2 separate regions of the Homo sapiens genome follow, and region 2 is linked to region 1. Evidence: chromatin contacts called from ENCODE Hi-C or POLR2A ChIA-PET data. All regions are on one chromosome and are shown on one strand. The core of a region is the stretch at or near the end of the contact, and the rest is flanking DNA. Distances in the headings are between cores, read along the strand shown.

The links. A loop is a pair of places that touch in the nucleus more often than their neighbours do. ChIA-PET counts read pairs that join two places held with the same protein, here RNA polymerase II (POLR2A). Pooled maps may share reads with other maps.
Region 2: a map of sciatic nerve shows a loop between it and region 1 (2.9-fold over the local background). The contact joins the promoter of CD7 here to the promoter of RFNG in region 1. A Hi-C loop is called at or near these places in 16 of 168 maps with a recorded cell type or tissue (CD4-positive, alpha-beta T cell, CD8-positive, alpha-beta T cell, IMR-90 and 10 more), 11 of 37 single-sample maps with no recorded cell type and 31 of 50 pooled maps. POLR2A ChIA-PET finds 5 or more read pairs at or near these places in 5 of 52 experiments (CD4-positive, alpha-beta T cell, activated CD4-positive, alpha-beta T cell, activated T-cell and 2 more).

What each region holds. Positions count from the first base shown.
Region 1 is chr17:82,050,144-82,054,174 of GRCh38, reverse strand. RFNG (RFNG O-fucosylpeptide 3-beta-N-acetylglucosaminyltransferase) reads left to right here and starts at 2,364. Exons shown (of 8, transcript NM_002917.2): 1 at 2,364-2,675; 2 at 2,833-2,881; 3 at 3,411-3,513; 4 at 3,620-3,773. The coding sequence starts at 2,409. It overlaps GPS1 (G protein pathway suppressor 1), which reads right to left and starts at 2,277. Exons shown (of 13, transcript NM_001321092.3): 1 at 2,211-2,277; 2 at 809-901; 3 at 126-307. The coding sequence starts at 2,243. RefSeq lists silencers at 1,970-2,099, 2,160-2,409, 2,680-2,829 and an enhancer at 2,050-2,719.
Region 2 is chr17:82,316,325-82,319,858 of GRCh38, reverse strand. CD7 (CD7 molecule) reads left to right here and starts at 2,251. Exons shown (of 4, transcript NM_006137.7): 1 at 2,251-2,445; 2 at 2,878-3,192; 3 at 3,450-3,534. The coding sequence starts at 2,364.

The sequences.
Region 1 (4,031 bases), core at 1,115-3,614:
AGCTCTACCCGCCCGACTTCCCAGCACAGGGGTGGGAGATGCAGGGCACAGGAAGGGGGCCCAGTCCCAGACACCCGCGCTCCCTTGGTGGCCTCTGCTTCCTCTCGCCAAGCCCCTGGCCTCACCTGGTGGCCTCTGAGAGCTTGCGGTGGATCTCCTCGTACATGTCCACGTTAAAGGTTCTCTGCACGAAGGAGAGGGCCATCTTCAGGGCCTCCACCCGCAGCGTGGGGCAGTGATCAGCAATGAACTGCAGCCGTTCGATGCGCATCAGGCCGCTGTAGCTGGCCGCGTACTGTTCCAGATCCTGGGAGCAGGCACAGACAAGAGTCAGGCAGGATGGGAGGCAGGACCCTGGCCCCAGGCCCTGAGGGTCAGGAGTTGGGGCCTGACTGTCCTAGCCAGAATGTCGCCCTGGGCCCATAACCAGAACCGGGCATGGGGGTACGAGACTGACTGCTGTCCCAGGAGCTACGAAGACCGCTGGGGTGGGCCTGGCGCAGGAGCCTCAGGAGTGGGACCCTGCACCCGGGGGCTTTCGGGGATAGACACCCACTAGTGACTGCTGGTCGCTAGGCTGAGCGGGGAGGAGACCTGCCCTGGCTTCTCCATGAGCAGCATCTGAAGCTGAGCTACAAGCCTCATGTGAGTGCGCAATCAGAAACGCTGATGGTTTCGGGGTCAGAAAAAGACGACAGCGATCACTGAGGAGGATCATTCTACCTGCTGTGCAGGCTGCAGCGGGGAGTGTGCCCTGGACCCCTCAGCAGGACTGAGACACCCAAGGTCCCCCCACTGGGCTCCGTACCAGGCTGGGGTTCTCCACCACGTAGTTGACGTCAGGTGCATTCTGCGGGTCTTCCTGGGGGTCCACGTCGATCTGCATGGGCTCCACGGCCCCCTGCAACATGGGCCAGGCACCTGGCACCTCGTCCTGGGGACTGCCCCAGGAGGGCGAGAGACCCGCACTGTTCTCTGAGGTCAGCTCTGCCCAAGATCTTCCAGGCCAGTCGGACCACACTCCCGCCGCTGCTGTCCCCCAGGTGTGCCCTCCCAGTCACCCCCGCCCCCACCCAGGCTCCTGTGCCACCACATCAGGGAGGGGTCTCCTCACAAGACTCTAAGGCTCAGAAGCAGAAACCCCTCGCCTGATTCTAGCCGCTCATCTCTGAAAGCCAGAAAGCAGACAGGGGACAACCAACTACACAGGGGCCTCTGAGGGCCCCTACACGTTCCCAGCCACCATCCTGATGTAGTTTCCTCCAAGCCACGGAGAAGAACGGGACGCCACCTCAACCCCAGGAGGCAGGAGGACCAGCCCCCGGAATCTGTCCTGAGCAGCGGAGCAGCAATACTGGGCTGAGAGTCACGCCACGGAGTTGGGAGAAGGGGAAAAGAGTCATCTCAGGGAGCCTCATGGCCCCCAGCTGGGAGACACAGAGAAGCCAGGACCTCGGCTTAACACAAAGCAGGCTGGAAAAGCCGCCATGCCGGGCACTCGCCGGACCCGTGGGCCTCCCGCGCTCCTTCGGGAAAAGCACCAAGAGCTCGGCTCCCTCCGCAGGCCCCGGGCCCACCGGGGCTCCCTCCCCTCCTGCGCTTGGCACTGAGTCCCTGTCCTCGGCCAGCAGAGCAGCAGGGGCCCAGCCACAGCAGGGGCGGCCGGGGCCCTGCTCCCCCCTCCCTCGCTCGGGGGTCCCTGTCCTGGAAGGTACCTCGTAGAGCAGCGTACAGGCCGACAGGCTGGCGCTCAGGCTGAAGTCCCCGGCCGTGCCGGGCAGGACGAGGTCTGACCTACTGCTGTGAGGGGTGCAGTACAGATCTGTCACTGACGAGGAGGCCGAGCTGGGGGCCGAGCTATCCCTCATTCTGTCCTGACTTTCTGCACCCCCCGACCCTGACACAGAGCTGGCTGGCTGCTGAAGGGAGAAAGAGCGTTAGCGTCGGGGCGGCCGGGAACCTCTCCCGTGAGCTGCTGGGAGGGGAGGCGGGGCGGGCGCGGCCCGGCGGCCCCCGATCGCAGCGCGCAGCCACGGCGGAGACGCGCCCTCGGCCCTGCAGCCCCCGACGCGCGCTGCCCGCGGAGGCCCGGCACGGAGCGTGCCCGACCGACTCCTGGCGCAGGCCCCGCGCCCCTGCTCGACCTCAGCCCGGCCCCAGTGGCGGGGGGCGCGGGGGCGCGGAGGCCCGGGGCGGCCTCGGCTCGTTACCTGCAAGTTAAACACCTGAACCGGCAGCGGCATCTTGCACCCACCCCGCCGCGGCGTGCCGTCCACTTCCGGGGCAGCGAAGCCGTCGCTTCCGGGGCGCGGGGCGGGGCGGGGCCGCTGCGTTCTTAAAGGGGCCGCCGCCCACCCACGGCTCCGGCCAGGTTCTCCGCTCGCAGCGCCGGGGGTCCCGGCGGCCGCATGAGCCGCGCGCGTGGGGCGCTGTGCCGGGCCTGCCTCGCGCTGGCCGCGGCCCTGGCCGCGCTGCTGTTACTGCCGCTGCCGCTGCCCCGCGCGCCCGCCCCGGCCCGGACCCCCGCCCCGGCCCCGCGCGCGCCCCCGTCCCGGCCCGCTGCCCCCAGCCTGCGGCCTGACGACGTCTTCATCGCCGTCAAGACCACCCGGAAGAACCACGGGCCGCGCCTGCGGCTGCTGCTGCGCACCTGGATCTCCCGGGCCCGCCAGCAGGTGCGCCGGACCCCGACCCCGACGGCGAGCCCCACGCCCACCCGCCCCGCCTCCCAGGGTCTAGGCCCGGCCCAGGCCCCCGGAGGCTCCGCGCGGGGCGGGTCGGTCTCCGGCCTGGGCAGCGCCCCAGAAGCCTCATAGATTGTTTCTCCCCCAGACGTTTATCTTCACCGACGGGGACGACCCTGAGCTCGAGCTCCAGGGCGGTGAGTGTCCCCCACTCCCCGGCGCCCGCGGGATCTGCCCCCCGAGCCTTTCTCGCTCCGAAGCCACGGCCCCTTCGCTGCTGTGGGTGCCTTTCTCTGCCCAGGCTCCCGAGGCCCGGGGAGGCCCCGACGCTGCCCAGGTCACGCGGCCTGCGGAGGGCCCACCCTGCCAGCCAAGCTCTGCTCCCCACCAGCCTCTCACACTAGCCGCTTCCCGGGGCGTGGGGCTAGTGCCACGTCCCCTGAAGAAGCGCCAGCAGGGAATCCGCCCTTCCAGGCCAGGTCAGGGCGAGCTGCCTCCGTCCTGTTTCCACTCAAGAGATCCCAACCGATGGCCGCCTGCTTCAGCCTCGGTGGCACCAGCAGGGTCAGCGCGTGAGGGCTAGGGCTGTGGTTGGACCCAGGCAAGGTGTCCAGGCATGTCAGACAGCCACGTTGTGCCCTGGCCCTTGGGGGCAGGTGGGGCACAGGCCTTACCCCAACCCCAGTGCCATCCTCTACGTGCGTGCTTCCCGTCTCTGATTCGCAGGCGACCGTGTCATCAACACCAACTGCTCGGCGGTGCGCACTCGTCAGGCCCTCTGCTGCAAGATGTCCGTGGAGTATGACAAGTTCATTGAGTCCGGGCGCAAGTACGCGGCGCTGACCCGACCCGCAGAGAGCTCAGAGCCAAGCTGGGTGGGGGCCTCCTGTCCAGCCATGCCAGGCCCTCGTGCCCAGGACTCCCCTCGCCCACAGGTGGTTTTGCCACGTGGATGATGACAATTATGTGAACGCCAGGAGCCTCCTGCACCTGCTCTCCAGCTTCTCACCCAGCCAGGACGTCTACCTGGGGCGGCCCAGCCTGGACCACCCCATTGAGGCCACCGAGAGGGTCCAGGGTGGCAGAACTGTGAGTGTCGGAGCAGACGCCATCGGAGCAGACGCCTTCCTTGACACCAGCCCGGGAGGCACAGCAGAGGGCGTGGAAAGCTGGCTTGAGAAGGGCATAGGGTTGGGGGCCCAAGCTGATCCACCCAGGTGGTTTGCATGTGGTGTTTCAGGAGCAGGCCAGGAGGCCCTCACCGTACTGGGCAGAGAGGGGGTGTCTGGGCCAGGTGGGGAGGGTCTGGAGGCTACGGGTCAATGGCCTGCAGAAGCCCCCGGCTCT
Region 2 (3,534 bases), core at 1,002-3,501, 270 kb before region 1:
ACGCATGGAGTCGCGCACCCGTCTCTGCACACACGCATGGAGTGACGCGCACCCGTCTCTGCACACACGTGTGTCCACACGCACCCCTCTGCACACATGCGTGGAGTCACGCGCACCCGTCTCCTCACACACGCGTGTCCACACACACCTGTCTGCACACGAGTGTCCACACATTCCCGTCTCTGCACACGCATGTCCACGCGCTCCCGTCTCTGCACACACACGTGTCCACACGCACCCCTCTCTGCACACACACATGTCCACACGCTCCTATCTCTGTACACACGCGTGGTCATGCACACCCGTCTCTGCATACATGTGTGGAGTCACGCGCACCCGTCTCTGCACACACGCGAGTCACGCACACCCGTCTCTGCACACACACGTGTTCACATGCACCCGTCTCTGCAAACACGTGTGGAGTCACGCACACCCGTCTCTGCACATGCGTGGAGCCATGCGCACCCGTCTCTGCACACACGCGTGTCCACACGCACCCGTCTCTGCACACACATGCGTGGAATCACGCGCACCCGTCTCTGCACACACGCGTGGAGTCATGCGCACCCATCTCTGCACACACACGTGTCCACACGCACCCGTCTCTGCACATGCGTGTCCACACACATCCATCTCTGCACACACGCGTGTCCACATGCACCCGTCTCTGCACACATGCATGGAGTCACGCGCACCCGTCTCTGCACACACAAGTGTCCACACACCCGTCTCTGCACACGCACGTCCACACGCACACGTCTCTACACACGCACGTGTCCACACGCACCCGTCTCTGCACACCCGCGTGTCCACACGCACCCGTCTCTGCACACACGCATGGAGTCACGCGCACCCGTCTCTGCACAAAGTGTCCACACACACCCGTCTCTGCACATGCGTGTCCACACACACCCGTCTCTGCACACACGCGTGTCCACACACATCCGTCTCTGCACACACGCGTGGAGTCATGCGCACCCATCTGCACACACACGTGTTCACACGCACCCGTCTCTGCACATGCGTGTCCACACACACCCGTCTCTGCACACACGCGTGTCCACACGCACCCGTCTCTGCACACACGCATGGAGTCAAGTGCACCCGTCTCTGCACACACGTGTCCACACACACCCGTCTCTGCACACGCACATCCACACGCACACGTCTCTGCACACGCACGTGTCCACACGCACCCATCTCTGCACATGCGTGTCCACACACACCCGTCTCTGCACACACGTGTCCACACGCACCCGTCTCTGCACACACGCATGGAGTCACACGCACCCGTCTCTGCACACACAAGTGTCCACACACAGCCGTCTCTGTACACGCACGTCCACACGCACACGTCTCTGCACACACACGTCCACACGCACCCGCCTCTGCACACGCACGTGTCCACACGCATCCGTCTCTGCACACACACGTGTCCACACGCACCCGTCTCTGCACACACACGTGTCCACACGCACCCGTCTCTGCACACACATGTCCATACGCACCCGTCTCTGCACACACACGTGTCCACACACTCCTGCTCATGTGCTGCACCTACTGGCTTTGGGCACCAACGTCAACGCTTCGTCATTGTGGCGGGAGGCCCTCAGGACAGAGAAGTGCCCCCTCCCAGAGGACTCAGTCACCCTGGGGTCAGAGCCCAGGCACAGGTCTCCCTCAGCCCCTGAAGCTGGGCACTGCGGCCTGACGCACTCCTCCCAGGGAGGTCGGGAAACCTCAGGCCTGGACCATACCTCAGACCTCCCGCCTCCAGGACATGGAACGCAGAGCCACGGTCAGCTGGTCGGCTGCAGCGTTGGGTGCGGGTGCAGGCCCAGGCTCCTTCCCCACGGCCAAACCAGGGGGTGCCAATTCTGGCCTGCCCTGTGCTCCTCTGCACTGTGTGGGTGACTCATGGGTCATGGGTGGCTCCAGATTTCTGGGCATAAATTGGGTCCCAGCAGAAAGTACCCCAGAGGACCAGGCAGGCTGGGGGCCAGCTCTGCCGCTCACTTCCAGACCCTGCCACCCGTCCCCAGCCAGGGAGTCCCTTCTCTGTCCTCTGGTCTGCCCCGCCCCAGGCCTTGACCTCCTCCCTGTGGAGATGCAGGGGCAGTGGGGGATACAGGGACGCCCTGCTCTCAGGGCAGCTCTCAGGGAGGCAGTGCTGGGGAGGGGTAGGTGAGACCGCCCCTCCCACCGGGCCCACAGCACCACCCTGGTCTGAGGCACCGCCTCCAGGAAGCCCTCTCTGAGCTCTGAGCGCCTGCGGTCTCCTGTGTGCTGCTCTCTGTGGGGTCCTGTAGACCCAGAGAGGCTCAGCTGCACTCGCCCGGCTGGGAGAGCTGGGTGTGGGGAACATGGCCGGGCCTCCGAGGCTCCTGCTGCTGCCCCTGCTTCTGGCGCTGGCTCGCGGCCTGCCTGGGGCCCTGGCTGCCCAAGGTAAGAGCTTCCCAGGCTCTCCATGGCCACAGCTCCAGAGCTCTCCCTGCCCCATGAGCTCAGAGCCCCCAGTCTGAGCCACAGCACAGCCCCCAGGAAGCGGGTGGGGTGCTGAGCGGCCTCCAGTGTCTGAGGACTCATTTAAGAGAAGGAAAAAGGGTGGACCCCGGTGGGGAGTGGCCGGGGCTGTCCAGGCAGGGCCGCTGCTTTGGGAGGAAGAAGCCCACAGTCTCGGAACACGAGGACAGCACCTCCCCCAACACCACAGCCGGTGCCCAGATCTGCTCCATGCCCCGTAAGGCACCGTGTCTTTGGCGACATGTCAGCCCTGGGCTGTCTCAGGGCCCCACCATCCCCACCACTGTCCCCTGCAGGGAGGACATTCTCTGTCCTTCTGGCCAGACTGATGGTGACAGCCCAGGTCCTCCCCAGAGGTGCAGCAGTCTCCCCACTGCACGACTGTCCCCGTGGGAGCCTCCGTCAACATCACCTGCTCCACCAGCGGGGGCCTGCGTGGGATCTACCTGAGGCAGCTCGGGCCACAGCCCCAAGACATCATTTACTACGAGGACGGGGTGGTGCCCACTACGGACAGACGGTTCCGGGGCCGCATCGACTTCTCAGGGTCCCAGGACAACCTGACTATCACCATGCACCGCCTGCAGCTGTCGGACACTGGCACCTACACCTGCCAGGCCATCACGGAGGTCAATGTCTACGGCTCCGGCACCCTGGTCCTGGTGACAGGTAGGGAATGTGCCCATCCCAGACCCCCCTCCCAACCCCAGCTGCTGGCCAGGCTCTGCTCCCCCAGCCCTTGTCGTGGGACCCTCCCTCCTACATGTGCCTGAACTGTTCCAGCTCCCAGCCCACTGCCCCCAGCAGCCTCCTAGATAGCTGCCCCTCCTCCCCTCCACAGCCTTTCCCTGCCCCGAATCCCAAACCCCGGGGGCTCTAACAGGTTCTCCACCGGGAGAATCCCTTCCTTCTTTTTTCCTTCTCAGAGGAACAGTCCCAAGGATGGCACAGATGCTCGGACGCCCCACCAAGGGCCTCTGCCCTCCCTGCCCCACCGACAGGCTCCGCCCT